2 separate regions of the Homo sapiens genome follow, and region 1 is linked to region 2. A link is a loop called in an ENCODE intact Hi-C map of the cell type or tissue named here. Cell type or tissue: B cell. All regions are shown on one strand. Links, peaks and the distances in the headings refer to the core of each region. The heading gives the core; the rest is flanking DNA.

What was found. Hi-C counts contacts between places; a loop is a spot of excess contacts. Peaks named below come from ENCODE experiments on the same cell type or tissue, not always from the same donor. Only the 100,000 strongest peaks of a DNase experiment are listed, where the experiment ranks them.
Region 1: it touches region 2 in a loop (2.5-fold over the local background); 8 of 110 quality-filtered maps call a loop at or near these places.

The regions. Positions count from the first base shown.
Region 1 is chr6:157,092,505-157,108,269 of GRCh38, forward strand. All of the region lies in intron 5 of ARID1B (AT-rich interaction domain 1B), which reads left to right. Among named protein-coding and RNA genes, the nearest start is that of TMEM242, 220 kb to the right of the region's middle. In B cell, for the core only: no CTCF peak of the experiment used is centred there; a DNase peak (open chromatin) is centred at 7,867; H3K4me3 peaks cover 410 bases; H3K27ac peaks cover 2,197 bases.
Region 2 is chr6:157,026,215-157,041,979 of GRCh38, forward strand. The region is part of intron 4 of ARID1B (AT-rich interaction domain 1B); the gene reads left to right. Among named protein-coding and RNA genes, the nearest start is that of MIR4466, 250 kb to the left of the region's middle. In B cell, for the core only: CTCF peaks have their summits at 8,436 and 8,635; DNase peaks (open chromatin) are centred at 7,387 and 8,447; H3K4me3 peaks cover 1,015 bases; H3K27ac peaks cover 1,733 bases.

The DNA of each region.
Region 1 (15,765 bases), core at 3,289-11,288, 66 kb after region 2:
GTCACTCCACACCCCAAGTCAGGTATTCTGATGGGTGGGGAATGAGTATTCTTTTCTTCAAAAGCACAAATCTTTTCAATCTTTCATTCCAGCAAACTTCAAATTAAGCCTTTTCTCCTCTTCTTTCTCCCACATTTAGAAATAAGAAAACAATAGAAATTTATCAAAATACAAATTCCCACTTGGTTTTGCTCCTCTCTTAATTAAAAAAAGTTGGGCAACTCAGTTTAAATTATCCTGTCAATTTCCGTTCCCTTTCTCTATTCTTCTGTGTATGAAAATACAAGAAAGCCTGTGTCACCAAGGCAATATTATGTGCCTTTTTCTTGCTCTGCAATCTCAGCAGTGACTCATGTGTTTTCATGGTGGGTCTAATGGTCCACTCCCACTTCTCCATTATTTTTTTGCATTGTTCTCTGGAGAAGCACTTCAGACACCTCGTTCTGTTTGTTTTCACTCTTGAGCTGAGTAGGCTGTCCCTGCTCTGAACCTCTGCTCAGCTGAGTGTCACTGCGTCTGGATTCTGCGTGTGCTGCCTCTGTGGAAATGCTGTTGGCATTGACCCGCTGCCTTCTCCCTTCGCTGAGAATGAAGATTCAGAATGGAGGGGTACAAAAGCTTTTATGAACTAATTTTAGCCTAGAAGTAAAAAGTTTCAAAAATCACTTGAGTACATTTTGGAAAATGGTGGGTAAATGAATAGTACTTAGAGTCAAGATGCTCCTAAAGTTGATTTCACAAACTTCTGGTATATCACCATGTTTCCTAAAAGAGAATAAGTAACAATTGTGGAAGGAACAAAACCATTTTATAGAGAGTGTTAGGTTTATTTCCCAGTCTTCTGATAACCCTGGAGCCAGGATTATTATGATGTGTTGATTGATTATAGCCGTTAAGACTCTTACTAATCAGTTTCATCACTTATTCTCAATTCACACACTTGCATCTTTGATTTCTCTTCCATAACAGGGTGATATGGGTTGTCATTGACTAATGAAGAACAGAATTGGTTTCGGCATGAGACAAACGGAATGCCTTCACTAATCCTAAAATGCATTAATCTTTCATAATCCACATCTGCATGTTTATAAATGATATAACTAGGAATTGTTAATGTTGATATTCTCCCTTCCAAACAGAAAGTGACATGGGAGTTTGTACTTGCAAACTGCATTAAATACATAAAGCTGAATGCCAAGAGTGTGACCTTGCTGAGGATGCCAAATATATTACTTCATTTGATGGTTTTAGAAAAGTAGCATGTTGCACTTTGAGTGTTGGATATACCAGGAGATATCCTGTGGAAAGCCAACTATCCTAATTGTTCCGTTTCCTTCCTGCCTTATTTTATCATTCTATTCTGTCATTAATTCAGCAAAGCACTGAGTGTGTATTATGCTGCAGGCGTAGTAAGTGGGGTAAAGGCGCTGAACATAAACTGCAAAGGGTCCTGTCCTCGTGAAACTTAAAGTCTAGTGGGAAAGACAGGAAATACATAAATAACTACATACTTTATTGTCAGGTAGTCAAGGAAAAAAATCAGGTTACTTCTTTAGATAGCAGTGGCTAGTTAGGGCAGGTGTCTCTCTTAGAAGCTGATATTTGAACAAGAGAAGTGAAAGAAGGGCAGGGGCAAGCCATGTGAGCATCTGGGAAAGGAGATCCAGGCAGAGAACGGAGCAAACTCAAAGGCCCTGAGTTAGTATTGTGCTTAGTGTGTTGGGCGGCGAACACCAGGAAATCAGTGTAGCCACAGCATAGTGGTCACGGGCAATGGAGCAGAATGTGTGGGCAGTTAGGTGAGAGAGGAGCTAACGACTTTGTAGGTTATGATTATGATTTAGGAGGTTTTTTTATTACTTCTTTTTGAGAAGGAGTCTCACTCTGTCTTCCAGGCTAGAGTACAGTGGCACGATCTCCACTCACTACAACCTCTACCTCCCAGGTTCAAGCAATTCTCCTACCTCAGCCTCCCGAGTAGCTGGGACTATAGGCACATGTCACCACGCTTGGCTAATTTTTATATTTTTAGTAGAGATGGGGTTTCGCCATGTTGGCCAGGCTGGTCTCGAACTCCTGACCTCTCGAAATCTGCCCATGTTGGCCTCCCAAAGTGCTAGGATTACAGGCGTGAGCCACCGCGCCTGGCCGATTTAGGAGTTTAAGTGTGATGTGATCCCTCTGGAAGGTTGGGAAGGCAGGAAATAGCATAATCCTGTTTAGGTTTTAGGAGGCTCACTGTGGCTGCTAAGTGGACAGTATACTGTAGGGGAAGGTGGGAGCAGAGACATCGGAGGCTCCTGCAGTAACCACGCGGAGTGTTGATGGCCGCTTGGATGTGCACATAGCGGGAGTAGTGGCAGAAGGAGTTTGGCCGAAGGAATTGGTAAATGATGGTTCTGTACAGAAGACAGAGGAACACGTTTTTGAAGGGGAATCGAGAGTTTGGTTTTAAACATACTGTATTTGAGGTTCCTACTGGGCATCCTAAGGGAGGTTTTGAATAGGAGGTTGGATAAGATCTGGACTCAGGCAGTATTTTGGTGGGAAAAATGAGTGTGTGAGGCTTTAGGGTTCAGGATGAGGTCCCCTGGGCACCCAGCCTGCCTCAGCATCACTTGGAGGGCTTGTGATTCAGTAGTTGTGGGGTGGAGCCCGAGAGTTTGCATTTCCAATAATTTCTAGTTCTGCTGAAGCTGCTGGTCTGGGAAGTACTGGCCTAGGGAGTGAGTGAAGGTCAGTGCTCCTCAGCACTCGCCACACAACATGCCTGGGAAAGGACCGGTGCTGGCCCAGCCCTGGAGATGCTGAGCTAATCGGTCTGACACGGGGTATTCCGTCAGTACTTTCTTAAAGCTCTCCAGGTGGTTATTATGCACAGCCAAGGCTGAGAATCACTGAGAGAAGAATTCTGAGGAAACCCTGGGGTACCCAAAAAGGTAGAGACTGTGAAAAAGAAATGCAAGAAGAAATGTTTCTAGAATATGGAAGAGAGCACCCGTGTCCAAGACAACTTAGCACTTCCCCAGTGCTCCATGGGCGTGCCTGAGAAGGAGGCCTGTCTTCCCAGTTAGGAGCACATACATTTCTCACAGGAAAGTTGAGGGATGATTAGCTCATGTGTTAAGGGCGGCATAGTGCTGAGGTTTTTTCCCCTGATCTTTCTAGAACTAGATTTGGTTCAGTTGAAAGTAATGTCACAGAAAAAATTCTTGTGCAAAAATACTGTTGTATTCTCAAGTCCAGTTCAGTTAGCAGCAGACTTCCTCATTTCCACAATTGTTACCTGAAGTTCATTTCACATGAAATCCAAGAATCATGTTATTTTAATTCTACTTGAAAAAAGGCAAAAAAAAGTATCACATTTTAAGAGAAGCGAGCCTCAGTGGATATATTTTTGCTGCTTGTTCGTTTTTCATGTGGCCTCAGTGCCTTTTCTTAGAAGCCGACGGAGGAACTAGTTGAGAATTCCCTGTCTCTATACCACTGACCATGACTTTGCGTCAGATCTTTGTCCCTAGAGCTGCATTAAAGAATAATGTGATTTATCCTTTCTGCCTGGAACATCCATCCCACTCTTCATGCAGCCCAGCAAACTCCTCCTTACCCTTCAAGACCCCGCTAAAGGATCTTTCCCTTCACGAAGTCCTTGCTGACCCCTGCAGCCCCGGAGTTCAGCTCTCCCTCAGGGCTGCCCCAGCTGCCTGAGCCCCTGGCGGGCTGAGAGCCTCTTTCTTCTTTTTGTCCCCAGTGCCAAGAACAGTGCCTGGCAAGTAGCGCTATTCAGTAAACATGGGCCAAATTAAAGAACTCACAGTTCTCTTAGAAAAATGGGAATTCAAAAGGAGAGAGTTCTGAAATTGGTGACTTATAACCTTTCTCCTGTGGGCTTGGAGCCATCTTTCTGCCTTTGCATTTCACCCTCCATGGGATCATTCTTTTCCCCTCCCTCCTGAAAGCGACTCCACTGTGACAGATACCTTTCACAAGTGTGCTTGCCGAATATTTAGTCCAATCTGAAAGAAGTAATGGAGAGTACTTGAGGTCGTGCTCGAGAACCTTCCTCTCCACATTGCCACAGTCAGAGGCTCTGTGGCCTGCACAGCCCTCCTTGTCCCCTGGCACTCAGCATGGAGAGCTTAGCCGTGCCCAGGCTGGCACTGCCTCTGGCAGAGTTTACTCCTGAGCTGCGGGGTCCCTGAGGGTGCCCACTGCCACCCGCCTGGACCTCCCAGTTCTAGCCTCGTGCTGGAGAGGTCTGCTCTCCCCCCAGCAACCTCACAAGCCCAGCACTGTTAAAAAGGAGTCTGGTTATTGATTAATCCGGGTTTCATTGTGCAACTCTATATCTCTTGAAAAAGCACTTATTTAAACACCCAAATGTATTAATATGTCATGGTGTGAATTGTGATAGTGAAGCAAGGTAAGCAGGTGCTGGTTTCCTTCAAATATACATTGTGAAGTGTTGATTTATCCCCCTTAGATCCTGGAGATTTCACTCAGGAGCCTGGGGTTTTTTGTTTGTTTGTTTTTTAAGTTTTTCAGAATAGTAAGTGGTTTTAGCTGTCTCGTTCTTTACTTTTAAAAGTATGAGTTTTATGCCAAGGGTTTAAAAATCTTAAGTTTTATCATGAAAACAAGCTGTCATTAGTTAGTATAATCACAAATGCAATGAAATTTTAAACTCTGTAAGAAAAAGCATATTATTTTAGTACATAAATTGACACTTAATTCTATATCTAAATGGAGAATTTATAGAAACCATGCCACCTATAGTACCAGTGTTTTATCTGTTGGTCTCAACTTTATACATTCTGTGTTATTTCCCTCAAATTCCAATATTTAATTCCCAAACCCTGTATTTTTCCCTCCCTCTTCTGACATCCAGACGCAGCATAAAGATGCCCATTGATTGACCACGTGTGCCACCTTTTGGTCTGGAAAACACGGTCCCTCGTACCTACAGGGCACAGCAAGCGCTCACGTGCTATATTCTCTTTTAGGTGCAAAATGACTCCAAGGGAGTGAGCATCCGCATGTGGCACTTCTCATAGCCAACCACCCATGTTTACAGGCAGAGTTGTCACGAAGCGTTGGAACCCAGAATGAGAAATTTGTGACAAGAGAGGGTGGAGGCGAGTGAAACTTTGATTAAAGGAAAGTGCCTTGGCTTTAAAAAGGCCTGTCTCTATCCGGCAGCACAGAGCAGCGATCAAGTGGAAGAAAGGGAGCAGGCAGGCGCCTCAGCTAATCTTTCTCCTGGGGGCCCAGGTGGACAAATTGGCAACCCTGTTCACAGCTTTTTTTCTTCTCCCCTTTGTGTCATAAGAACTGCTAATCGGATCCATGCTGCTGCAACTGTGGTTAGTTATTAGCAGAATAAAAGCAGATTTCTTCAAAAGAACGGGTGGGGGAAACGACTATACAAAATTGCAAGGTTGTTAGAATCTAAAATGCACAGCAGTCGATTTTTCCCCTTATTCTGAATTAGACGATGAATACAAGTCTTTCATCTGTCACTATACCCATTTCTTCAGAGGCAGCCAAATATTAAGCTTCTCAAACAAAAAAGGAATCTTAGAAAGAGGAAAAATATTGAGGAGGAATAAGAATGGGTGAGAGAAGGGAAAAATTAGGTTTTGTTTTTATTAATTTGCCCTGGTGAGAGAAATATAAACCATCCCTCTATTTGGTGTTCTCCCCGCCGCCTCTTACCTTACATCAAAGCGAGGATTCGAGAGAATGGAGCTGGTGGCTGTTCAGCATTTTATGTCTGGTGTTCTGCCTGAGGAAAGTTCAGAACCTACCTCTTTTCTTACAGATAGCAGAGTGCTATGAATCCGGACTTCCTGGGGGAAGGCCGGGCTAGCGATGCCATACCCAAATGTGGAGAATAGACCTTTCCCTCCACAAGTGGGTTTTCACGTGGCCCAGTAGACCTTGGAATTGTATGCCTGAGCTTTAAAGCTATTGCAAAGGGTGTGTTTTGATGAGAATGCCAGATTTTCAGCATGGTAGTTGATGTACTTCAGGACATCATGGACTTTCACAGGGGATGCCTCGCAGATCCTCAAGATTCCCAAAGTTAGAAGTGGTTCCTGCTTTCAACCAAATCACATTTTTGGTCATACTGCCTATTTACTATTCATGTCTTCACATCTGAAGTTAACTAAAGTTGAGAAGCTTTCCTTAAAGTTCCATCTTTTATTTAATGGCTGTTTTATCCACAAAGACACAGTTTTTATTCACCTCCCCAGAGTCGGTCCTGAGTGGAGTGGCAAGTGCAGTGGGACCCAGGCTGAGCTGTGCCAGCCGCCACCCTGAGAGTTGTGCCTCAGTCAAACCCAAAGCACATTATATTCCCACACCTTTCAGGCCACTTAGCAGTCATCCAGACTAAAAATGTCTCATTTTAATGCGGAGAATCCTCTGTATGTAAATGTTTTATGACTCCAGTTTATTTTTTTTATTTTTTTTGAGACGGAGTCTCGCTCTGTCACCCAGGCTGGGGCGCAGTGGCATGATCTCAGATCGCTGCAGCTTCCGCCTCTCAGGTTTAAGCAATTCTCCTGACTCAGCCTCCCAAGTAGCAGGGATTACAGGTGCCCACCACCACGCATTTTTGTAGAGACAGGGTTTTATCATGTTGGCCAGGCTAGTCTCGAACTCCTGACCTCAAGCAATCTGCCTGCCTTGGCTTCCTGAAGTGCTGGGATTACAAGCGTGAGCCATTGCGCTGGGCCAACTCCAGTTTATCTTTAATCAAAGCTGTGCTGACTTAAATAGTTAAGTCTAGAAGTCCGTGCATCACCATGTATCCTCTGACTTAACTTGTCCTTTGCCTTGCCAGAGACTTTTCAGTTTCTTTGCCCCAAGTTCTCTGTGGGAAGGTATCTCCCCAAAAGGGATCTCATGGGTATTAGTGATCAGACTATTAAACCAACTTGCAAGGGTCTGTCTTACCCTCGCACCTGTCACAGAGTTATGAGGAGGACCCATGCGAAAAACATTGTGTAGTTTTAGTATGTTTAATTAATAAAAGAAAAGTTCTGGTTTGAATCTATGATAGCAGGCTGGGTGAGTAACGTTTTATAAGTTGGTCTTTAAGGGCTTTTATGAGGACATAATTCACATAGACCACATCATACTCACTTCTGTTTTCTACCTGTTGGCTGATCGTCCTTTATAGCTAATCTATCTTCAAGCCTAGGAGTGAGGTTTAGAAAAAGACTTGGAACACTCAGACCACAGTAGGGAGGAGAGTTGAAAAGCTTAATCCGGCAGGTTTTTGACAGTGTATTAGTTTGTTTAGAATAAAGGTATATGGCCCTGTGAACGGTGCGTGGGAGCTGTCTTGTTCTCTCAAGTTCGGGAATTGGAAGTATCCTTATTCCCTTCATGGCTCGGGAGTATCCAAGTCAGATAGCCTCTGAAGTGCCCATTTATCTGTATTTTTAGGACCTAATGACACATGAATAGTCTGTAATATTTTGGATAAGGATTTAGGAAAGTCTAGCCCCGTTTTGAATGAACTTTCGAGCTGTATGACATGAAAAGGTTTATCTCTCAAAGCAGGGGCTTAACTCCTTCAAGGTGAGGACACCAAATTGCTGTGGTTCTGTGTTCTCAGTTGAAAGGTAGGGAAGAACATTACTTTCTGGTTTATACTGCTCTAATCTGAGATAGGATTTATTCACAATAAAGAATTGTGTTGACAGCCTGTTCACCAACATCTTCCCCACCCCTCTGCCCTGATACAGGACCTTTTGGTAAAGGGTGAGGTGATCTTATTAGAGACAGAGGCACACACACCCCATGCTGAACAATAGGAAGTGTTATAAGTTCACACCCACGCACTTCAGATAAACTGTTAACCGGAACCACTAAGCGGAAGCCTGAGCAGATTCTGTATTTCAGTAGTTTGCTTGGAGCATATCGAAGTTGGTGTCAGCCAGCCTGCTTCTTCATTCTGAGAATAAGTGGGATTTTTTTCCGTTCTTGAAGCAAGTGAAATAGAAAACACTGAACAGAAGGATGCTATGTCTAAATAACTTGTGGGTTTTCTAACTCATCTAAATAAATGCCTGAGACTAGGACATTTGTTGAATGTATGGATTATCAAAAATGTATTTTTCATTTACACCATTAGGTATTATGCAGGTTTTTAAAGAAATGACCCATGAAATCCTTGTGCTGTGTTGCAGAGCTGTACCATCTTACCATACTCTAGCTTCTTACTAACTGAGATAAGATGTACAGTGATTTCCACAGATGCGGAGTCTACCATGCAACCAACCAATGCTGTCTCTTAACAAAATTATATTGTCATTTATCATGGTGGAAGGAAAGATCCTGACCAGTTCTTCATGTTGCAGAAATTAAAGGAGCAACTAAATACAACCCATAGTAAGAAGTTATAGTGTAATTACTAGTGGGTTTGGCAGAATATAAGAAATGCATCCTCCAGAAGATCGGTAAAGTCAGATGGTGGCAGGTGAGACCCGTATTCTACTTTAAAGATTTGAAAGAGAGCCGATTTCCATGAGGCTGTACTAGAATAAAGCAACCCAGTGTTTTAATTTTGGATGCAGCAGCAGAATTGCACAGTCAGTGGGAAGCACAAGATGAACACGATCATAGTAGTAATGTATCAGTATTTGGTTGCTACAATGTGTTCTTTTAATTTCTCACTAAAGTTAATGACACCACCAAGAATTCTTGATGAGTAGAAGAATTAATTCAATTGCTAATTGCTGAAAACCATGAACTATGTATTGATTTTGTAGCACCATCCCATGGGAGTAACTTGATCATGATAGAGTTATTTGCAAAGTGACTGGAAGCATTCCTCATTTCTTCTCAGAATTCAACAAGAACCACAACCAGTTTAATTCACACGGACCTAAGAATAGGTCTGTCTTACCCTTGCCACTGTCACAGAGTTTATGAAGAGGGCCCAAGTACTTGCCACTAAACACCTCATGATCTCCATGTATTGAGGATGATTGGCCAAGAAAATTATCCAAATTTCCATGGTTTCACATGTCTTTTCACATTAATTATAAAAAGCCAATCTTCTTGAATTACTAATCGAAGAATATAATTTAGGACATTGCCCTCTATATAGTGAGTACTCTTTTTTTTTTTTAACCTCATTTGGTACATTCAAGCTATCTCTAATTTACCTGCGAACTTGTAAGACAAATAAATGTATATTCTAGACAGTGCTCTCTCTTTAGCTCCTTCTTTCTTCACTTTTGCCCAGAGTCAGCTAACGTAGGAAAATTGGAAGGATAGAATGGATCTGAGGCATTAAAACCGAAATCAAGTAGTGTCTGTCATTCAGACTCCAGATTTGCTATCTTGACTAATCATGTCAATATTCCATCTCAGATAACTAAATCCATCTTAGGTTAGTTGGCTTTTTAGCTGTAATGATGTGAAAGGAAGGAATAATTTTTCTATGGCCACTACAACTTTTGAAACATGGAATTTCTGAATATTTCTATATCTATTAGTATTACTAATACTGGAGATAATGCAGTATTATTTGAAAAGGGGTGAATGGTTTGTTTGCCAGAATTGGTTGTGGTTCAGAGTTAGTGTTCTTGTTCTTTTTCTATAGTTGTATACTGTAGTAATGTAGAAAGGAATTATCCCCAAGGAATTTTAACCTCAATAAAGGATTAATGTGGGAATCCTATTCACCTCATGTTTATTCTCTACCATCCCAACACAAAAGTAGTAGAGTATAATTTACGCAATTGCATCTGATCAGTAGTTGATCTGATTTGTTGGTTTGTTTCTGATCCGAAAGAGTTGGAAAAATAAAACTACAAGTAATCATTTATCTAAACATTTACCTGCTAAATGTACTTACCATTTAAGTCTTAGACTTTTGCCTGCATTAAGTGCTAAGGAACCCAGCGCATTCTTACATATAGATAGGAGAGAGCATAAAGCAACTTCTGTTACTGACATTTATTTATGAAGCCTTCCCCTTTAAATATGGAAGAATGTGAGATTTCTATGTCAGTGCTGTTGTTATTAAATACTCATCTGTATTGGCTTTTTCAGCAAGTATTCCTCCTGAGTGGTTCTTTTTTTTTTTTTTTTTTTTTTTTTTGAGACGGAGTCTTGCTCTGTCACCCAGGCTGGAGTACAGTGGCGCAATCTCTGCCTCCCGGGTTCAAGTGATTCTCCTGCCTCAGCCTCCTGAGTGGCTGAGATTACAGGTGTACGCCACCACGCCTGGCTAATTTTTATGTACTTTTAGTAGAGACGGGGTTTCACCATATTGACCAGGCTGGCCTCAAACTCCTGACCTCGTGATCCACCCACCTCAGCCTCCCAAAGTGCTGGGATTACAGGTGTGAGCCACTGCACCCGGCCTTCCTGAATGTTTCTTTACTCACTCATATTATCATTTAGAACAGGGATCACAAACTACAGCCTAAGGACCAAATTCAGACAACCACCTGTTTTGGCAAATAAAGTTTTATTTATGCTATTTTGTTTTCATATTGTCTGTGGCTACTTTTGAACTACAACAGCTGAGGTGAGTAGTTGGAACAGAAAACATATGGCCTGTGAAACCTAAAATGTTTACTATCTGGCAGTTTACAGAGAAAGTTTGTCTAATCCTCATCTAGAATAATAAGATAAAACTACATGATTACAGATGAGTTACAAAGATCTAATTATCTATTAATCTGAGCTTGGTTCCTGGAATCATTAGCCATACTTTTTTTTTTCAACAAATACTTATTGAATGGTTACTATATGCCTGGTTCAAGAGATATAATATAGCGGGGAACCAAACAGTCTGAATTTTCTGTCTGTATGGAATGTACATTGTAGTCAGTTGAGACAATGAACGGAATTAAATTAAGAACTATGGAAAGTGTTAATACTGTGTCCAGTTGTAAAAAATCGTAGAACGTGGCACTTGTTAGTACTGACTGCCCCACCATCTTGTTCTATGAAGTATGCTGAGCTATAATATATTCATGTCTCAGTCCATCCACTGTACATTATACATTACTGGATGTGTGCTAATTTACCAAAATACACATATTAGCCTCTTTTTCCCAATTGTGTTATATACTAAAATCCCAGAGTTATGTTACTTGAATATTTAATTTGGTACTTATCTTGATTTAGTTCTTAAAAGCTATTTTTAATTGGATAAAATTCTCCCAAAACTTCTCCTAGTGTAAGATTCTAAAGAAAATATTAGCAAACAGAATCCAACAGTACATTAAGAAAATAATGTATCATAAGTGGCATTTATTCCAGAAATGCAAAGTTGGTTCAATATTAACAACTTTTTTTTTTTTTTTTTTTTTTGAGACAGAGGCTTGCTCTGTTGCCCAGGCTGGAGGGCAGTAATGTGATCTCGGCTCACTGCAACGTCCACTTCCCAGGTTCAAGTGATTCTCCCGCCTCAGCCTCCTGAGTAGCTGGGATTACAGGCACCTGCCACCATGCCCGGCTAATTTTTTGTATTTTTAGTAGAGACAGGGTTTCACCATGTTGGCCAGGCTGGTCTCGAACTCCTGACCTCGTGATCCACCCGCCTTGGCCTCCCAAAGTGCTGGGATTATAGGCGTAAGCCACCACGCCCGGCCTAACAACTCTGTTATTAATATATACCATAAACATACATCTGGTGGGGGGAAATCCTCTCTGTAACAAAACTCAACACCCAGTTATGATAAAAACACTCAAGGAAGTAGCAATGGAGAGATACAATCTCAACATGGTAAAATGTATATGCTTTAGTTTCACTTATGGACTAGGGAAGCTCTAGAGGCATTTCCACTAAGATCACAAATGAGGCAAGGATCATCACTATCTTCACTACTGTTCAGTAATGTACTACAGATATTAGCCAATGTAGTTAGGCAAGAGAACTCAATTAAAGGCATAAGGATGAGTGTAGGAGAAATAAAACTGTCTATTTACGGATGATATAATAGTAAGCCTGGAAAACCCCGGAGAATCAATGACAAATTAGCAGTGGAAGAATTCATTTAATGCGGTAGTGAGACATAAAATTAACATACAAAAAGCAGTAGTCTTTCTATACACAAACAATAAACAGTTAAAAGACATATAATGGTGAAGAGAATCCCATTTACAGTAGCAACAAGGAAGACTACGTGCTTAGGAATAAACTTAACATAAAATATACAAACCCTCTAGGTACCTGAAAGAAACTAAAGAAGACTTAAGCAAATGAAAGATGTCTCTTGTTCTTGGGTGGGATGAACTCAGCAGTCATGAGTTCTCCTTGACTGATTATTTCAGTCCAATTGCTGTGAAAATATTAGTGAGCTATTTTATATGGTTGGACAGGTTGATACTAAAGTTCATATAGAAAAACATGCAAGAAAACTTAGAAAACACTGAAAAAGAAAAGGTGAGGAGCACTATTCTTACTGGACACTAAAACATGGTATAAAAATACTGGAACTGAAAATAGTGTGTGCTAGCCAGTGGAACAGAAGAGGAAGTCCAGAGTTAGACCAAATACATGTGAACATGTATTAAATGACAAAGATGATATTTCAAGTCACTGGGCTAAGAATGGATTTTTAAATAAATTGTGTTGGAATACTTGGGGAGCCACGTGCAAAGAGATTAAGTTAGATCCATCCTCACATCAAATAAACTCAAGGGAGATGGAAAAAAAACATGTATGTACTCGAAGAAAACTAGGGTGAATTCCTCTTTAACCTTGGTGTAGAGAGAATAGCTTCCTAACTGTGACTCAGAATCCAGAGGCAATAAAAATAAAGACTGATAAATTTGACAACATTAAAAAAAATTTCCGCTACAAAAGACACCGTAAGCAAAACTAAAAGACAACTGACAAACTAGGAGAAGATATTCACAATATATACCACAGACAAAGGGCTAATATCTCTAATATATGAAGAACCCTTAAAAATTCCAGGGCAAAGGATTAAGAACGTAAGCAGAAAAATAGGAGAAAGACTTGAACAAACAATTCACAAGGAAAGATATTAAAATGGCCCTAAAATCTGAAAAAGTAGTCAAACTCATTCAGAATCAGTAAGACTGGTAATTTTTTATTTTTAATTTTTTTTGAGATGGAGTCTTGCTCTGTCGCCCAGGCTGGAGTGCAGTGGTGCAATCTCGGCTCACTGCAACCTCCGCCTCCCGGGTTCAAGCGATTCTCCTGCCTCAGCCTCCCCAGTAGCTGTGGTTACAGGCACGCATCACCATACCTGGCTAATTTTTGTATTTTTAATAGAGACGGGGTTTCACCATGTTGGTCAGGCTGGTCTTGAACTCCTGACTTCATGATCCGCCCGCCTCAGCCTCCCAAAGTGCTGGGATTACAGGGGTGAACCATCGTACCTGGCCAAGACTGGTAAAATTTTTTTAAACAGCAATACATTCTATTAGTGAGGTTATGGAGAGACAGGCCTTTCAAACATTGCTTGTAGCAATGTAAATTGGTACAAAGTTTCTAGAAGGAAATTTGGAATTGTGTAACCTTTAGACCCAACAATCCCACTTCAGGGAATTTTCCCTGAACATAGACCCCAGCAATACAAAAATACATCCACAAAAGACTGGAAACTGTCTAAATGCCCATACACAGGAGAGTGTTGAGTAAACTATGGAGCACTCACATAAAGGGGTGCTGGGGAGCCCAGGACAGTGTGTCCAGGACAGCGTGAAAAAAAGGAAAGCCCAAAGGGTGTGCCACAAACTTACCAGCTTAAAACAAGGCACATTCATTATCTCTGTTCCCCTGGCAGAGAGTTCAGGCACCTCTTAGCTGCTCAGGACTTACAAGGCTGCAGTCAAGATGTTGGGCAGCCTGCATCCTCATCTGGAGGCTCGACTAGGGAACAATCTACTTCCAGTTTCATTCGGATTGTGGCAGCTTCATCTCCTAGCAGTTGCTGGAGTGAGGTCCTGAGATTCTGGAGGCCTCTCGTTCTTGCCTTAGTCTCAGTTCACATCAGAGAAGCCTATTTCCTAGAAGGCCTGAACCCTGTTGAAATGTCAGGCCCATACAGGATCATCTCTCTCCATTTTGATTATTTCAGAGTCAGCTGATTAGGGAGTTTAATTATATCTGCAAAATCCTTTCACATTTGCCATCTGACATAGTTGCAGGAGTGACAGCCCATCACTTTCTTCACATTCTTTGGATAGAATTACAGGTTCTGCTCAGTGGAGAGGAGGGGATTACTCACCGGTGTTACTCATTGGAGGTTACTCGAGGGTGTGTCTGCCACAGTGAGTGAAGAGAAATAGTCTAATAAATAAAAAACCAAGTGAGGAAGAAGATGGCTCTTCTCACAATGGAATTCCAGTAACTAAATGTGGAAGAAAAAGGGGAAATATAGAATCACCGTTAGCCGATACCACTGTAATAAATGTAAACAAGATCTTCTAAAGGATCCAGAAATTCGTGAGTGCAGGTTTGAGGAGGCATAGGATTTGCATAGTCTCAAATATCTTCCAAAAAATACTTAACCAACTACAATGGGAAAATAGATTGTACTGAGAAGGGTATGACATTTTTGTGGTACACTTCCCCAAATTCATAACCTCATTTTAGGGATAAAAAATATAATCAGAGCAAATAAAATTTGGCAACATTCTACAAAATAACTGAACAGTACTGTTCAAAGGTGTCAAGGTCACAAAATAGAAGGAAAGACTAAAGTACCTACCAGCTGGAGGAGGCTAAGGGAAAGTCACTAAATGAAATGTGGGATGATCCCAGAAAAAAGACATGACGCGGAAAAATGGGTGTAATTCAAATGAGGTCTTTAGGTAAGCTTCTCTTCTCGGTAATTGTATTATGGTTATATAAGATGTTAACATTGGAGGAGGTGGGCTAAAGGATATAAGGGAACTCCTTGCACTATTTTTACAAGTTTTCTGTAAGTCTAAAATTAATTAAAAATAAAAATACGTTTTTAAGAAAATGATAGCATAGACTTAGGCTGATAATTTTATTTCAGTAAAAGTAGAAATGCAGGTGACAGTTCTGCACCTAAATTGTGCACGTGGCTGTGTGTGTTATCATTGGAGAATACAGAAGTGTGCAATGATGGAACTTACTCTAATTCATAGTATAGTGTTTTCCAGTTGTATTTTTTTCCATTATGCTTACATCATAATAGACATTGCTGAGGAAAGAACACGGGGGCTCTCTTTATTTATTTTTTTAAGCTATTTTAATGTTAAAGTGCCTTCATAAAGTGGGTTGGTTCACTGTGCCCAGCAGTATGCGCTTTAAAAATTATTACCACACTTTGTTTAAGAGGTTTTACTTGTGACCAACACATGTCATATAAAAATCTGTAATTTTGAAGGTGTTTATTGAATTCGGTTGGTTCGGAGGGCTCTGAATTTTCTTCTTTACATGGGCCAAGGACACAAATGAGTCTTCTGTTATCACTTTCTCAAATGCATTTTCTGAGTCATCATCTGCTGTGACGATGTTTAAACTATGCCTGTGGAAGATCAAGTTGTTTCTTAGTTACTGTAGTTACTGAATCATAGTAACTATGACTTAGTAGTTATGAAACTATGGTAGAAAGATAGGGAGTAAAGGAAAATGAATAAGATGGTTTGGGTGGATCTGTATCATGATAAAGCTCTTGTATCTTTAACAGAATGAATTTGGTATGTGAATATTCTCATTGCTTTAAAGAGACATCTGTCTTAGAATTGTGCCACACAACCAGAAGTGCTGCTTGGCTGTGG
Region 2 (15,765 bases), core at 3,875-11,874:
TTTTTAAAAATCAGATCTCTCCTTTGACTCCAATGTTTTTATCATGGAAAGAGACAAATCACTCATATTTTCTTTTTCCAGACAATACTGCTTTCTGTGGTGTAGCCAAAAGACTCGTCTTTTCCATGTTCAGGTAATTTATTCTTTGGGAGAGCACTGTAATCATATATCAATCGTATTTTAAAGTGACTTTATTATTTAATGTCAAGATGTACCCTTGATATGAAGTAGTTTTATTTAATAAAGCAGCAACAGATCAAGAGCACTTGGTCTAGAGGAGTATGCTGACAAGTGGCGGCGCCTGCCTTCTTCTCGGGGCCAGTCTTCATCTCAGAGCTGTCTAGCTTTCAGGTTTGTCTTCATTGCTTCCAGTCTCACCTAAGCCTCATGAATCCTCAGAGACCTATTTCTTAGGTGAGTAGAGGAGTGTTTGTAATCATCACTGTGACTTGTTTTTGTGCTAAAATACCCTTTTTATTTTTGAGATGGGGGGGTCTCACTATTTTGCCCCAGTTGGTCTCGAAATCCTGAGCTCGAGCAATTGTCCTACCTCGGTCTCTTTATTAGCCAGGATTACAGATGCGTGCCACTGCGCCTGGCTATTAGAAGATGCACTTTTTAAAGAGGTGAAGGGGAGCAGAGTGGAATAGTGGTATTGTGACAGTTACCTGGAAAACTTCTAACTCCTCTTCCTAAATTTACCTCTTACAGAGTGTCCTGTATTAGGTAGCCTCAGTTTCCTTCCCATGTAATGCATACATAGTTATTTGTTATTATTGCCCTTAGCAGGTAAGGCTGTATTAAGCAATTTATGTGAGAGAAGAAAGGGAGATGACATGATTGGTGGGGAGCCAGTTTAGTTAAGTTTCTTTGGACAAATAGGACTTTTGAGAAATCTGAAAAGAATAAAAAAAAATAGTTGTCTGTCTTCCCTAGAGTCATTTTTTCTTAGCTTCAAACTTATTAGTTTACCTAATTAAATAGATTCTTCAAAATAAGTTTCCTCTAACACAATAATTCATCTTAAGGTAAAAGATAAAACTCTGTGGTTAAATTTCAGTATACCTAATCTTACATTCTTTCTTTTATTGAATTGTCTTTCCATTCCAATTTGATAATCAAAATAATACTATACTATTTAATTTGAACTTTGAAAGGTTTTAAATATGCACTGTGATAAATGTCTTTGGTCGTAACCACTATTTCAGTGTTTTGAAACCCCCATCTGTTTTGGTAGAAGTATTTTAGGATAAGAAAGAAGTTTTGTCATCTGTTAGTTTTTTGACATTTGGACCCAAGTGACAGAGTTGGGGGCAGGAACGTTTGGACAGGGAACAGGGCAGCAGAAAGAAAACCAGTGACACACAATCGAGATGTATGAACAGCCATTTGCTGGCTGTAATAGAAGTTTCATTTGCTGATCTAAAAATGTATTTGTTTTTAAAACACCTTTTCATTCTCACCTAATCAATAAAGTCATCTTTATTGCACCTCATTTTCTTTGATACCATAATTAAGTTTTACATGCCTCTATCTTGGGGATGGCCATAGCCTGTGTGTCCACAATATGTCTTCTACATAGTGACTTTGTAACAACTTTCAGCTTCCTTTTCTAACTTCAATGGCAGGGTGGGACTGGGAGAGGGATTTAAGTATGATCAAATAGTACCTTAGCCACAATTTTTATCTTTTAGTACTTCCGTTGATTTATCCAGGTATTTTTTAAATGTAAGATTTTCCTTTTTATGAAATGTCAAAATTAGGAAAAGAGTTTATTTATTACATTTTTGGAGAATCTAAACTTACCAAGCTGTAGCATAAGACATTGGCTTCATAAACTGTGTGTGTATGTGTGTGTGTGTGTAAATGGTTGGGTAAATTGGGAAGTATTGCTTAAATAAAATGGCATTGAATTATGACCAAATTATATCACATAATGCAAGATAAATATTTAGAATATGACTAAACATTATCTCACTTTTTGTAAAGTTTATTAACTACCACTTACTTAGTGCTCATATGTTTTTTAACAGTCCCTCACTGCCTGGACACCCATCATTTTTATTTTCCTTCATCAAACTTTCTAGAATTTAGGAATAAGTATAGAAAGTGTTAAGAAGAAATAGTTATTAATTTGAATTATACAGAAAAATCAATCATGTAGAAATAATAATGTAATGAATAAGTATTAGTGTTTTCTAATTTAATAAGATACAGTTTACATAAAGATCTAAAGGGAAAGCATTGCTTTTATTGAAAGTACTACCTGTTTTCAAAATGTTTGATACATACACATGTGTTGCATTGGAAAGGCCAAATGAAATAATGAATAGATAACTATATTTTGGTCTATATTGTTCATGATCTCATAGCCATGTTTTTTGATAAACGCTGGAAGTATGGAAATGATGAACTTTGATACATGTGATTTCCTTAGGTATAGTGTTCTTAATGCCCCCAAATCTACAAATAATGTCATCATGTAACTGACAGGGTTACACTATTCCACTGTCTCAAGAAAATTATTTATGGAAAAGGTATGGTACTGTGACCACATAAGCCTTCTGAGTGCCGCTATTCTTCTGTAGAATTTGGGCCTGTCAGTCTCCTTTACAATCATGCCCTGTAGCATAGGCAGATATTCTTACCATCCACTGTGTTGTGGTCAGCCAACCTAAATTGGAAAGCTCAAAATTACTTTTTAAAATTGTTTGGAAGGATTGCGAACTGTATGTATTTTTATAAAATATTTACTGTAGTCTAACTGGAGTTATTTATTGGTATGATTCAAGTCTAGAAGTCATTACCTCTTAACTCAGGATGGATAGAAAAGATCTATCTTTGAGCAACATACATACTCATTTTATTGCCATCAGTTTATAAGAACTAATCCTTTTTAAGGAATTTAAGGTCTACTCTTGGCTAGAGAGACAAATGCATCAAATGCATATATATGTATTCAATATAGCAAAATTGGTTTTTGGTTTGATTTTTAGTAACAGTCATGTGTAATGCATGCAAGCATGTATCACCAACCACACATATGACTTCTACTTATATAGTTATATTAGGTAGAGCATATTTTAAACCTTGTTATATCCCCACCTGTGTCATAATGAGCTGTGTCAAATTTGGGTTCATACACATGTATTTATATTTTTATTGTTTTGTTATAGTCTTTAGCGCATTCATTCATATACATTTATTCAACAAATATTTAGTGAGCTCCTACTCTGTGTCTGGCACTCTTCCAGGTAAGAGACATGCAACAGTGAATGAGCTAGCCTGCTCTTGTGAAGTTGACATTTCAGTAAAGGGAGAAAGGTGATACACAAATGAATAAACAAGAAAATCTCAGGTGATTATACAAAAGAAGGAGAGGGATTCTCTTGAGGAGTGATTGGTACGACAGGACTGGCCATGGGATGATCTGGTAGCACAGTAATTCAGGAGGAGGGAGCAGCCAGTGCAAAGGCCCTCAGGTGAACAGTGGCCATTTGGAGGAACAGAAGGCAAGCCAGTGCAGCGGGAACATTGTGAAGAGCAGCGGGTGGCAGGACCGAGGACCTGCAAGGCAGGCGGGAGCCACGTGGTTTAGCTTCTTGTGGACCATGGTAAGCAGCTCGGCTTAATTTTACGGTCTTGGAAGACTTCGAAGGTTTTAAGGAGGGAGTGGAGATGAAAGAAGCAATTGGCTGCGTGGATGCTTTCAGAACTTCCTTTAGTGTCATGGTGTTCTTGCCTGGAACTCTGCCTGTAAATCCATGGCACCTAGAGTTCCTTTATTTAAAGTTGTACAGTGCATCAGTTAGTTTTTGCAGTAGTGCTCAGAACAGCCACCATTTATGTAGCTCATGATTCTACAGTTTGACGATTTGGGCTGGGCTCAGCTGGGTGGTTCTGGTTTGTACTGGGCTTGTTCCTTCTACTTCAGTCAGCTACTGACCTGCTAAGTGGCTCTGCTTCTCGGGCTCTTGGCTTGACTGGCTCTTGGCTAAGGCGATGTGGTAACAGGACCATGTGTTATCATCAAGCTAGTCTGGGCTTGTTCATGTGGTGGTTGGTTGTGTTTCAAGAGAATGATTAGAAGAATTGCCTCTTGAGTCCTAGACTTGGAAGTGGCACAGCATGATTGCTGCTGCAGCAGTCTCTTGACCCAGGTAAATCATAAATCCAGTCCAGATTGAGGGGTAGAGAATTAGACTCCACCTTGGGTGGAAGAGGCTATAACACCACATTGCATAGTAGTGGCTGGTTTCGCACACTTCAAGGTCTCTCTGTCTCTGAGTGATACCAAGAGTTCAAGATTGGTTCATACCAGGTGTCCTCATTGCTTTGTAAATCCTCTGTGGAGGTATCCTCACTGAGTTAGAGAACATAATTGGAAATAAGGGTGTGACCACAGTGCTGACTGACTTTGTTTTAAATTTAACAGCCTTGAATAGAAAGACACACCAGCATCCTAGTGGAGGAGATCATGTGAGCATATCACTTGCGGTGAAAAGTGTAATTATGTTAACATCACACCGCCTTGAAATTGTGTCTTAGAGTACTAAGTTTATCAAATGCTTTTTGATTGCATAGATGTATTTTTCATTGTTACCAATATTTATTGGGTCCCTGTATAGAGACAAGGTTTTAGTTCATTTCCAATACATTCAGAGGACGGCCGCTGTACTCAGCAGCACGAGGCTACCGTGCGTGTTCTTTCCACTGCTGGCTAACGGTGCACTGAGCGATTTCAGCAAGCCATGTCCTTCAGCCGTCATGTGGTCTGTCATGCTAATGAGGAGAACGAGGAGAATTAATAAGTAAAAGAGGAATGCTGGCAGTGGCTTATGGTTGGTTTTTTTTTTTCTTAAGAGTTCTATGTTTTTAATGGATTAAAATCCCAAAAAGTTAATAAAATAATAATAAAGAAAAACACGGAACAACTTCTTTGTTTGATAAAATTAAAACTTTGCAACCCATATGCTTCTCCTGCAGTTTAAATTGTCATAAATCCTGGAACATGGTTTTGGAGAGCAGTTTATTTATTAGTGTCTACTTTTCCTTAATGTAGGTAAAAGTATGATTAATGGAATAGGTTGTAGTTGGTGTATTGGACTTGTTGGCCCAATCAAGGGAGATACAGCAAACATTGTAAGGAGAGTATTTTTATCCCCTGGACACCAATGTAGGCAAAAATTATTCTTTCCAAGAGCATCTAAATTCTTGGTAATACCCTTGCAGATAAATATTATTGTGACTGGAAATTTAATCAATTTCTTGTTGATTGTTACTAGCCTCCTCTCCTCACCTTTATTCCCCTTTGGGCAGAACAGCTCACTTGTGTAATTTTGCCTTTCCCATCCTTGCCTGGAATTGGAGGCAAAATCTATATCATTTTAATGTTTAATTATGGTAAAGGTATGATATCTATAATCACTGGAAAAAATAAAGGAATATTCTTCATCACAGTTATTCAAATGGAAAATTAAAATGGAGTCACCCCCTCCTCTTGTTATTTCACAATAAATTACAGTTTGATCAAATATTTAAATGTAAAAAAGTCAAATATATTAAAAGAAAACAAATGAAATTTTTTTTTTTTTTGAGATGGTGCCTCACTCTGTTGCCCAGGCTGGATGGAGTGCAATGGTGCGATCTCACGGCAACCTCCGCCTCCCTGGTTCTAGCTGTTCTCCTGCCTCAGCCTCAGCCTCCCAAGTAGCTGGGACTACCGGCATGCGCCACCACGCTCAGCTAATTTTTGTGTCTTTAGTAGAGACAGGGTTTCACCATGTTGGCCAGGCTGGTCTCGAACTCCTGACCTCAGGTGATCCTCCTGCCTCGGCCTGCCAAAGTGCCGGGATTACAGGTGTGAGCCACCACGCCCGGCCCAAAATGAATATTTTTTAAAATGCTGCAGTGAGGAAGACATTTTCCAGCATGGCACAAACTCTAGAAGCTTGGGGAAAACAAATGGATACATTCAAATATTTAAAATGTCAAATTTTTTGTTTTTAATTTCTTTACATTAACACAGTTATGAGCATTTTCCCGTGTTACAAACTATCTCTTAAAACCTGAATTTTTCATGATTATTAATGCTCTATCATGTGAATATACCATACTTTAACCATCTCCCATATTTGTACGTTTTTTTCTAATATGTTATTTTAAATAATGTGGTACACATGCTTAATATATAAATGGTAGATCACAAATTATAACTTGAAGATAGCTCTTTCTAGCGGCTTGATTGCTGGATAAATGGGCATGAGTATGTTTGAGGATATTGATATGTAATGGAAGATTGTTTTCTGGGCGGGTCATTCTTAGCTACAGGCCCACCATAGATGTTGAGAAACCTAGGTGTACACATAAACCTGGACCACTATATTTTTAATTTTTGCTACCTTGAAAGATAAGATGTTTATTCACATTTCCATGATTATTAATTGACATGGAACAATGGGTAATGTTATTATTGACTTATTTTGTTAACTAATTACTTTTAATTGAACAAGAAGCACATGTAGTTGGTGGGAAAAGTTCTTAGATTGATGTGTTTCTTCCATTTCTTTCCAAAAATATTCTAAGTACATCAAGTATATGACTCACCCCCACCTTTTTTAAAAAAAACTGATGGTAGCTTACTGTGCACACCCTTTCCATTCTTTTTACTTAATAGAGTATCCTGGAAATCTTTTCTTGTCTGCACACATAGATTTACCTCTGTCTTTGTAACAGAAGCATAGTCTTCTATGTTCGACTATACAGTAATTTACTGTAAACTCCCTTGGCAATGAAAATTTGGTTATATTCACTTTTCACTGTTACAAACAACTCCAGTAAACATCGTTTTAAATATTTATTTTTATACTTTAGGATCAGTGGAATTGTTGGGGTTAATACTTGCGTAATCATATACATGTGCATTTTGATTGATACTGCCAATTGTATTTTATTCCAGTATATATTTTCATCAGCAGTGCAAGGCTGTGATTTGAATAATTACCCAAACCTGTGTATATGTTGTAATTATTACAAGGTTTAATCTTTAGTACAATATGACTTTATTTGTATTCCTTTAATTATGAGTATCGTTCATTATACATTGTTATAAATGAGCATTATTTCTCACTTTAGTTCCTCTTTTTGTGACAGTGTGATACTGATTTTAGAACTATTTAAAAAAATAAATTGCAGCATAGTTTTGGCATTGCTTTATTTTGACGATAATGCTGCTAGAATTAGTATACTCTGTTTTCAATGAGTGCTTTACATTGTGAACATAAAAAGGACGTTGAAAGTGAAAGAGAAAGGAAAGTACGGCCAGTTTTACTTCCAAATTCAGGAATTCTTGTTTTCCCAATTTTCTTACTGGAATGATTGGAAATTAAGGTGATTTGTGTTATTTTTGGTGGAGGTGGGCCGTAGGGTAATTGGGAAAGAGATGTCAATTGAAGGTTTTTGTGCTTTAGGAGAGTGAGGACTGTAAATGGCTTAGCTGCTGCTGAACTTTACAGACTGAACTTTCACAGAGCTCTTAGAGGTTCTCTACAAATGGAATCCTTTTAGGCACTTGTGTTATAAAATGTTGATTGTAACATTTGAAATAAGTGTGAGTTAATGGAAAGGGCCTTGTCTTTGCCTTTAGGAAGTTTCTACTTTGTTATCCTAAACCTGCCCCTTCACACCTCTGTACTTCAGGAACCCTTGAAAAGTTCTCTCTCCCATTGAAGTGAAACATGGGTCTCATCAGAGTATTCAAATTTGTCTCTGTATTTGTTACAGTGTCTGTGTGGAGGAGGAGAACGTTGGCTATTATGTCCTAATTTTACATTTGATTAAACCTGTGACTTTTTTTTTCTTACTGCTAATTTTTAAGTCTCCCCACATCAAAGTTAAAAAGAAAAATAACACAATGAATAATCTTATCTTTTCATTTATGAATTAGAATTTATTTTTGACTGTATAATGGATACTTAAATACATTTCACTTAGATATTTATACCTAAGCTAAACTCATTTTCTTATGACATTAGGCACAAAACATTGCATTTAATAAATATCTGCACAGTATTTATTATGAATGAGTGATGGTCTTTTTGAGATTAGAGCAGATAAATGCAGATTATAGGCAAAGAATTAGTATTTTAGCATCAATGCTGTGTCTTCCCAGTACAGTATCCAGTCTTTCCATTGAGAATTTCCCAAATTTTTCAGTTGTATATTCTTGTTTTAATCGGATTAACACAGATCTACTTCTAATTTATGTATAAGAATGATGGGTGGTTTTGTCTTATGAAATATAGTTATTGACTTTTCTGTTATTGTTGTTCAAATTTATGACAAAAGGAACAAAAAAGCTTAGCTGATTTCGGCCGGTAAGTTTAATGACTACTACCTGGAAATTAAGTGTGAAAGTTGAAATACTCCTTTGCTCCCACTAGAGGGGGATTCCTTCCAACTTAGGTAAAAATGCTCTTAGACTCAGCGTGAAAACCTTGTGTGACATTGATATTCCCTTTGTATTAAATTGAGGATAACCTCATGTTTTTAAAATCAGCTGATTTTCTGTAGTTGCTGATATTAAAATCTTACAGAAATAGAGGATGTAAAGGATACTTGAACTAGGGTACATATATATGTAAACAATAGTGCTTTTGAACAAAACATAAATACTTTTGTAGAGTTGCTGTAATTAAATTCGTTTAAAGGTATATTAAGAGTTTCAAAACAATTCCCCCAGCCCTCCTGGAGATAGAATCTGGGGTGAAGGGTGCCCTGGTGGGATCTGACTCCCTCCTCCCACCCACAAGGTCTGTCACTGTCTCTGTCTGCTGAAATAGCCACAGGGAGAGTTCTAAATTTCACACGAAAGCTTTGATTTGCTCTCACCTCAAGTTGTCAAATATATTAAAGCCTTATCTTTAAATAGAGCTCTATTTGCTATTGAATTTTCTTGTTACATTGACTTTTTATAATATGATAAAATATGCAGAACTCACTGAAGATTTTTTCTTGCAAAGTTAAACTGTAATATATTTTAAAAATAATTCTATTTGTGTTAAAAATAGCACATCAAGGGTGAGGTATGCAGATATGATCTATATGTGTAATTCACAAGCAAATGTCATACGATGTTCACAGTATTTAAGATTCAGCATATTTCCTGTTCGCGTTTTTCCTTTAAAGTCTCCAATGTTGATTAGAGGTTTTAATTTAAAAAATAGTTGAGGTTAGTAACCTAGCATTGTGAAAGTCAGGGCTTGGGAAATTCAAACATGTAATCTTTTTTCCTTTTCTTAAATGAAAAGTCTATAATAAGGCCTTGTTTCTAAATCTAACAGCCTTGGAAATTAAAATGTAAACAGAAATGCTGTCAGTGAAACTTACAATGATTTTTTCTACTATAATTGATCCAACATTTCAGTCTTTAGCCTAAAATCATATTTGGTATCAGCAACATATGGTTTTCTATGAAAACGAGGCTGCTCATCTCCATCCCTAATGGTAGTATCTTTCTTTTGCTTTCCGCACCAGGCTCTGCCAGTGCCAGGGGGTGGTCAGTGAGCCTGGCTTTCAGTGAAGCAGTTGGAGAAGACAATTTGCTTCCTTGTTTCTTCTTTTGACCCTTTTAACTTTCATACTGGATGAAAGTCTTATTGTCATGGCCTTCCTTTCTATATTTTCTGTCCACAAGGGAAGAATACAATTTTGTTTTATAGCAGGATACATTAGATAGGCCTATGTGCCTTCTACTTAAACACCTGCCACACATGCCTAGTTTTAAAAGGTTTAAAACTGACAGTGAAGCCTGTTACAGTCTGATATTGCCCACCCACCCCGTCTTCCTCTTTAAAAATACTCAGATGTGTTCTGTTGCCTTCTTTCCTTGTTCTTTTCCATCGTGTATTGGTACTTTGCAATAGTCAAAGTTAAAAGCTTTACACACGACACTGAATAATTATGTTTAAAAAACAGTAATTATCAATACACGTTTTGTTCCTCGCAGCTTTTTAAAATTCATGTTAATGAGCTCTGTCTTCTATGCATGAGACTGACAGGCAGTCTTGAAGTTTTGCCATCATTTCACAACTTGTTGCTTAGACACTGCCTGCCTTTTCCAGAGTATTGCTTTCAGGAACTCTTGCTCTGCAACATTCCAGAGATCCAGCGCTGCCCACTCTGATCTGAGCAGGACAAGAATCTACTGGTAGCACACATGCATAGTGAGATTGCTCTACAAAGGGCAGCTTCCCCTCACTGTCTGTCAGTAAAAGACCAAAAGGCATATGCAACATGTTGTGATTTAGGTGAGAAGGATGATTCTACTCACTCCCTGGATTGTTTTTGAGGAACTTCAACCACTACGTCCACATGATGGCAGATGGATTCATTTGATAGGAGCTCCCGCCGTCTTATAGAACTGAAACCCAGACGGTGACTGGGATTTCAGCCCAGCTCTTGAAGATACTCACAGATCTCTCTTTCTTGACAACTGACATAAATGGAATGCCAGTTTTCTCAGAACTCTCAATTCTAGGCCATGCCTGTGTCTGGTTTCTGTGGCTAGACTCAAAGAGGTTTTTGATAGTGCCTAAATTATGTTTTTCCTTATGATTTCAGGTTGAAGTCTTGGCCTCGGAGGATGCAGCCTTTGGACTCAAGGTGTGTAGTCTGGTGTAGTTCATTGTGGAGGTTTTTGTCAGTTCCTCCTAGGTGGATTTGAAGGTTCAACAGAGGGGACTTATTTTTTTTTTAATCATAATCAAAACACTGAGGTTTAAAAATCTTCACAAGTTTAAGATTTCTCTTATTGTGATTAAGATTAGACTGTGGTAGTATTTTCATTACCTTCTTTGTTGTGTAGAAAGAAACAATACAGGAAAACAAGAGTTTCGTTTAGCAGTAATTGACTTTTAAATTTCAATTCGGCATAGCACAAGATTTGCTTAAATTTTGCCCCAGTTTGGGGCTACTGAAATGTAAGATGTTATCAGAGTGCTGTATTTAGTTCATAGCTCCAGTGTTATTCATTGATTTATTAAACGTCCCCGCTTCAGACAGAACCCCTACCGTCCAGTTACAACCGGATTGAAAACCCAGCTCCTTCCCGTGAGGACCTCATGACCAGCTGACAGATCTAAGCCTATAAGCAGATAAATCATCCCACAGGGTAGCTGTATCCATGCAAGAAACATGCCAGAGGCTGCGAGTCGGGTGGAGTGGAGAATGGGAAGGCTTTCTAGGAGGTGGATCCCTGGGCTGAGTTTTGAGGGCTTAGGTTATACTGAGGCAAGAAAGGAGGGCAGGAGAAATGAGAGCTATTTTCGGGTAGAACAGCCACCATGAAAAATATCTGAGGAAGCTAAAAGTAGTTAAGTTTCTGTCTGTGTGGCAAGATCTGAGACTGGAGAGGTTAAAGATAACTTTCTCCTATAAAAAATGGTAAGCTATTAAAAGATTTTAAGCCAGGTAGTGGTCAGATTTGCAATTTAGACAGATGACTTTGGCCACTTTTTGGAGGACGGATTAACCAGAGACCAGTCAAAAGCAGTTGAATAGACCCAGTAAAAGTGAACACAGGCCTGAGCTGGCATAGTAGAAGCAGTGTCAGAGGGCAGAGGACTGGCAACCGCAGTGTGCAGGGTCTGGTGCCTGCTGGGGTATGCAGAGTAGGAAAAGAGGAGCTCAAGATGAGTCCAGGGACAATATGGTGTCACCCTGAGATAGAGAACACAAGAGGAAGAATTACAGATTTTTAAAAATTATAATCTTCCAGACCTGAATTGTCGATCAAATTACTTGCCTTTTGTACATATTTCCTGATAATTTTTAAATTTGTTAAATTTTGAGTAAATTGGGAGGCATTTGCCTTTTGTACATATTTGGTGATAATTTTTAAATTTGTTAAATTTTGAGTAAATTAGGAGACACTTATTAGAGAACTCTGATTTCATTTTCATATAGAGGTGTAGAAGTATAGGGTAGGTGCCATCAGTTACTTCGGAAGTCAGTTTGGGAGGATAGGAAGGTTGGTAGAAACTATTACAGAACACCAGGTATTGGTGATGACCCTCACGTGACTCCTCCATGTGCTACATCTTTGGCTTGAAACCAAGTTGGATTATTTATATATACATATATATATTTTACCATTTTTTTATCCTATATGCTTGACATTTCAAAAGCACAGTCTACCAGTTGTACAGTAATGACAGGTAAGATGACACTGTAATGCTACCAAAAGCAAAGTTTCTGAGGTTACAAATGTAGCACAATTTTACATTCATAAATATATGAAGAAAATTAAATTAATACTTTATAAATACTTGATACAACTCAAGTTTATAACCCTAATAAATTTTTTATGTTTCTGTATCTGCCAAAAATTACTAAAAGAAATTATTCTAAATAGAACCTAATTCAGTATTATTTACAGTATTTAACATATGGTTGTCTTGTGAATTTTTCATTTTTTATTTAATGCCCAGCATACATGTGGAATATTCATTGCATTTTTAATAGACCTGTAGGGTCAGTTCTTAGGAGCTCATTTTCATAATCCTTCATACTTACTGAGTATGCAGCAACGTTATAGAAGATTAGTGTAGCCAGCAGCTCTCATAGTCTGCCCTGCTGTGTGAAGCTTCCGTGTTTGTTCTGTGGCCAACCTAACAGGTTCCTTTTGTAGCCTTAACTTTTTTTTTTTTGAGACTGGGTCTCACTCTGTTGCCCAGGCTGGAGTGCAGCGGCGCGATCATGGCTCATTGCAGCCTCAACGTCCCAGGCTCAAGCGATGCTCCCGCCAGCCATGTGCCACCATGCCTGGCTAATTTTTTATAAAAATGCAGGTCTAACTATGTTGCCCAGGCTGGTCTTGAACTCCTCGCCTCAAGTGATCCCTGGTCTTGGCCTCCCAAAGAGTAGTGTTGGCATTACAGGCGTTAGCCACTGCTCCTGACCTCATAGCCTTAAATTTAATAAGTTGAAACAACAGTGAAAATTTTTTTCAACAATCCAGTGACTTTCACAGTAATAGATGCTTTTAGCTTTTGCTGATCTATACTGAAGTGTTTATACATATAATTAAAAATGGGAAATTTGACATTTCTTTTTTTTTTTTTTTTTTTGAGACGGAGTCTCGCTCTGTCGCCCAGGCCGGACTGCGGACTGCAGTGGCGCAATCTCGGCTCACTGCAAGCTCCGCTTCCCGGGTTCACGCCATTCTCCTGCCTCAGCCTCCCGAGTAGCTGGGACTACAGGCGCCCGCCACCGCGCCCGGCTAATTTTTTGTATTTTTAGTAGAGACGGGGTTTCACCTTGTTACCCAGGATGGGACATTTCTTTTTACTGCTTCATTATCTGGAAGTCGGCAAGTATATTTTTGAATTCCAAAAGCTACCTACCTTCCTTCCTTCCTTCCTTCCTTCCTTCTTTCCTTCCTTCCTTCCTTCCTTCCTTCCTTCCTTCCTTCCTTCCTTCCTTCTTTCTTTCCTTTCTTTCCTTCCTTTCTTTCTTTCCCTCCCTCCCTCCCTTCCTTCCTTCCTACCTTCCTACCTACCTACCTTCCTTCCTTCCTTCCTTCTTTCTTTCTCTTTCTTTCTTTTTCTCTCTTTCTCTCTTTCTTTCTCTCTCTTTCTCTCTCTTTCTCTCTCTTTCTCTTTCTTTTCTCTTCCTTCCTTCCTTCCTTCCTTCCTTCCTTCCTTCTTTCTTTTCTTTCTTTCTTTCTTTTTTCTGTCTTCTTTTTTTTTCTTTCCAAGACGGAGTCTCGCTTTGTCGCCAGGCTAGAGTTCAGTGGTGCGATTTCAGCTCACTGCAACCTCTGCCTTCCAGGTTCAAGCAATTCTCCTGCCTCAGCCTCCTGAGTAGCTGGGACTACAGGCGCGTGCCACTAATTTTTGAATTCTTAGTAGAGACGGGGTTTCACCATGTTGGCCAGGATGGTCTCGATCTCTTGACCTTGTGATCTGCCCGCCTCGGCCTCCCAAAGTGCTGGGATTACAGGCGCAAGCCACTGTGCTCGGCCAGAATTACCTTATTTCATAAAGGTCTAGGTATTCAGCGTTAGGTTTTTAAACGCATTCACAATTGGTGTTTCTTCCTGTTTTTGTAAGCACTGGGAAAGGTAACTCAAGTGTCTAAGTCACTGTGGTAACACATGGCACCCTCTTGGCAAATGCACAGAACATTTCTGAGCCTGCTGGAGTGTGTGTCCTGTGTATGTCGCCGCTCCTTTTAGTGATGATCTTTAATGATCCTTTATCTTTCTGTACTTTTTTTCCTACTAATTCTTTATACTTGTATGCTTTGCCTTCTCTTAAGCGAAATTAAATTTACAAGCTTAATATTGACTTAGCACAAATTTGTCAGTCTTACTGGAAAATGAGTTAAATACACTGGGACCCAGAAATGAAAACAACTTATTTTTGTATGTACATGTGGCGAAACTACAACCCAGGGAAACAAGTGTGCAGTCTCGCAAAACTATCATGACTAGCAAGGTTGATCTGAGAGTAACTTTTTACTCTAGTCAAATGGCAAATATCTATGTTCTACTTCTTACATCTTAATTTTGCACAAATAGAGATTCATTGTTTTGTTAGGCTTATCTCATTTAAAGGTAACTTAGAATTTGAAATGCTGAAGCTGTTTCACAGTATAGTAGACAATAAGCACTTCCGCTGTTTTCCCGTGGTTTTAGTTTTTTCCTCTGAATTTAAGTAACTTTTATTTTCTTGAGTTTGTTTCTATACAGGTCTAATTAAGATAATTATTTTTAAATTATATCTACTTATAAACAAGAATTTGAGGTGAATAGAAGAGGTGCTTCAAAATAAAAAATGGGTGAATATATGCCTTTGTTAGTAAAGTTCTGAAACTGTAGACCACTATTCTTATTTTCAGCTTTGATCATGATTTGAATATATTATAAAGTTTATAATTCTATAGAAAAATAAATCAGAAGTCCCAGCAGCCACCAACATGGGTTGGTTCTTTTTATAGGATAACCGTGCCTTGTATATCATTAATGAACTAACTAAAGCTGCTGTTGATAATGGGATGATAAATCAGCTAAACATTTATATGTGTACATATGTGATTACATTACTAAACATAGGGAAAAGACTGAAACATTGACTTGTTGTTTATGGATTCTACATATAGTAGTATAGAAAATTATAGTAAGGGGTGTAAACAAGAAAGGGGTATGTAATTAGCCCTGGGTCATTAAAAAACATGTAAACATAACTTAATAAACTTCTTAATAAATTTCTTAAGAAATCTTACTAATCTAATAAGTTACTTCAAAATTTCATGACTGTGAATGTTCTTCATCTTCTGATTAGGTGGCTAAGTCCAGAATTAGAAAAAAGCACGTTTTTATTTAATCCACTCTCATATGAGACGTGGACACTGTTGTTATCCCCAGTGTTAGGTAAGGAAACAGGAACTCAGAGTCTAGAACTTGCTCAAGTTCACGCAACCAATCAGTAACAGAACTGGGATTTGCACCAGCAGTGTCAGCCCCAGCACCTTCTCTGTTTTCTGAATGTCCTGATCACTGATGGAACTGATAGGGTGTACCCTGTACCCGCCTCTCAGTCTTTACTCCCCATCTTCTTAGCCACCATCACCACTGCCCCACTCAACTCCTCTTACTAAGGTCCCCAACGACACACCCAGATCTAGCAGAGCAGTTCACTACTTGCCCTGTGCCTGCCTCCTTGCGCATTTGACCTAATGGACTTCTTCCTTGGCACACTCTCT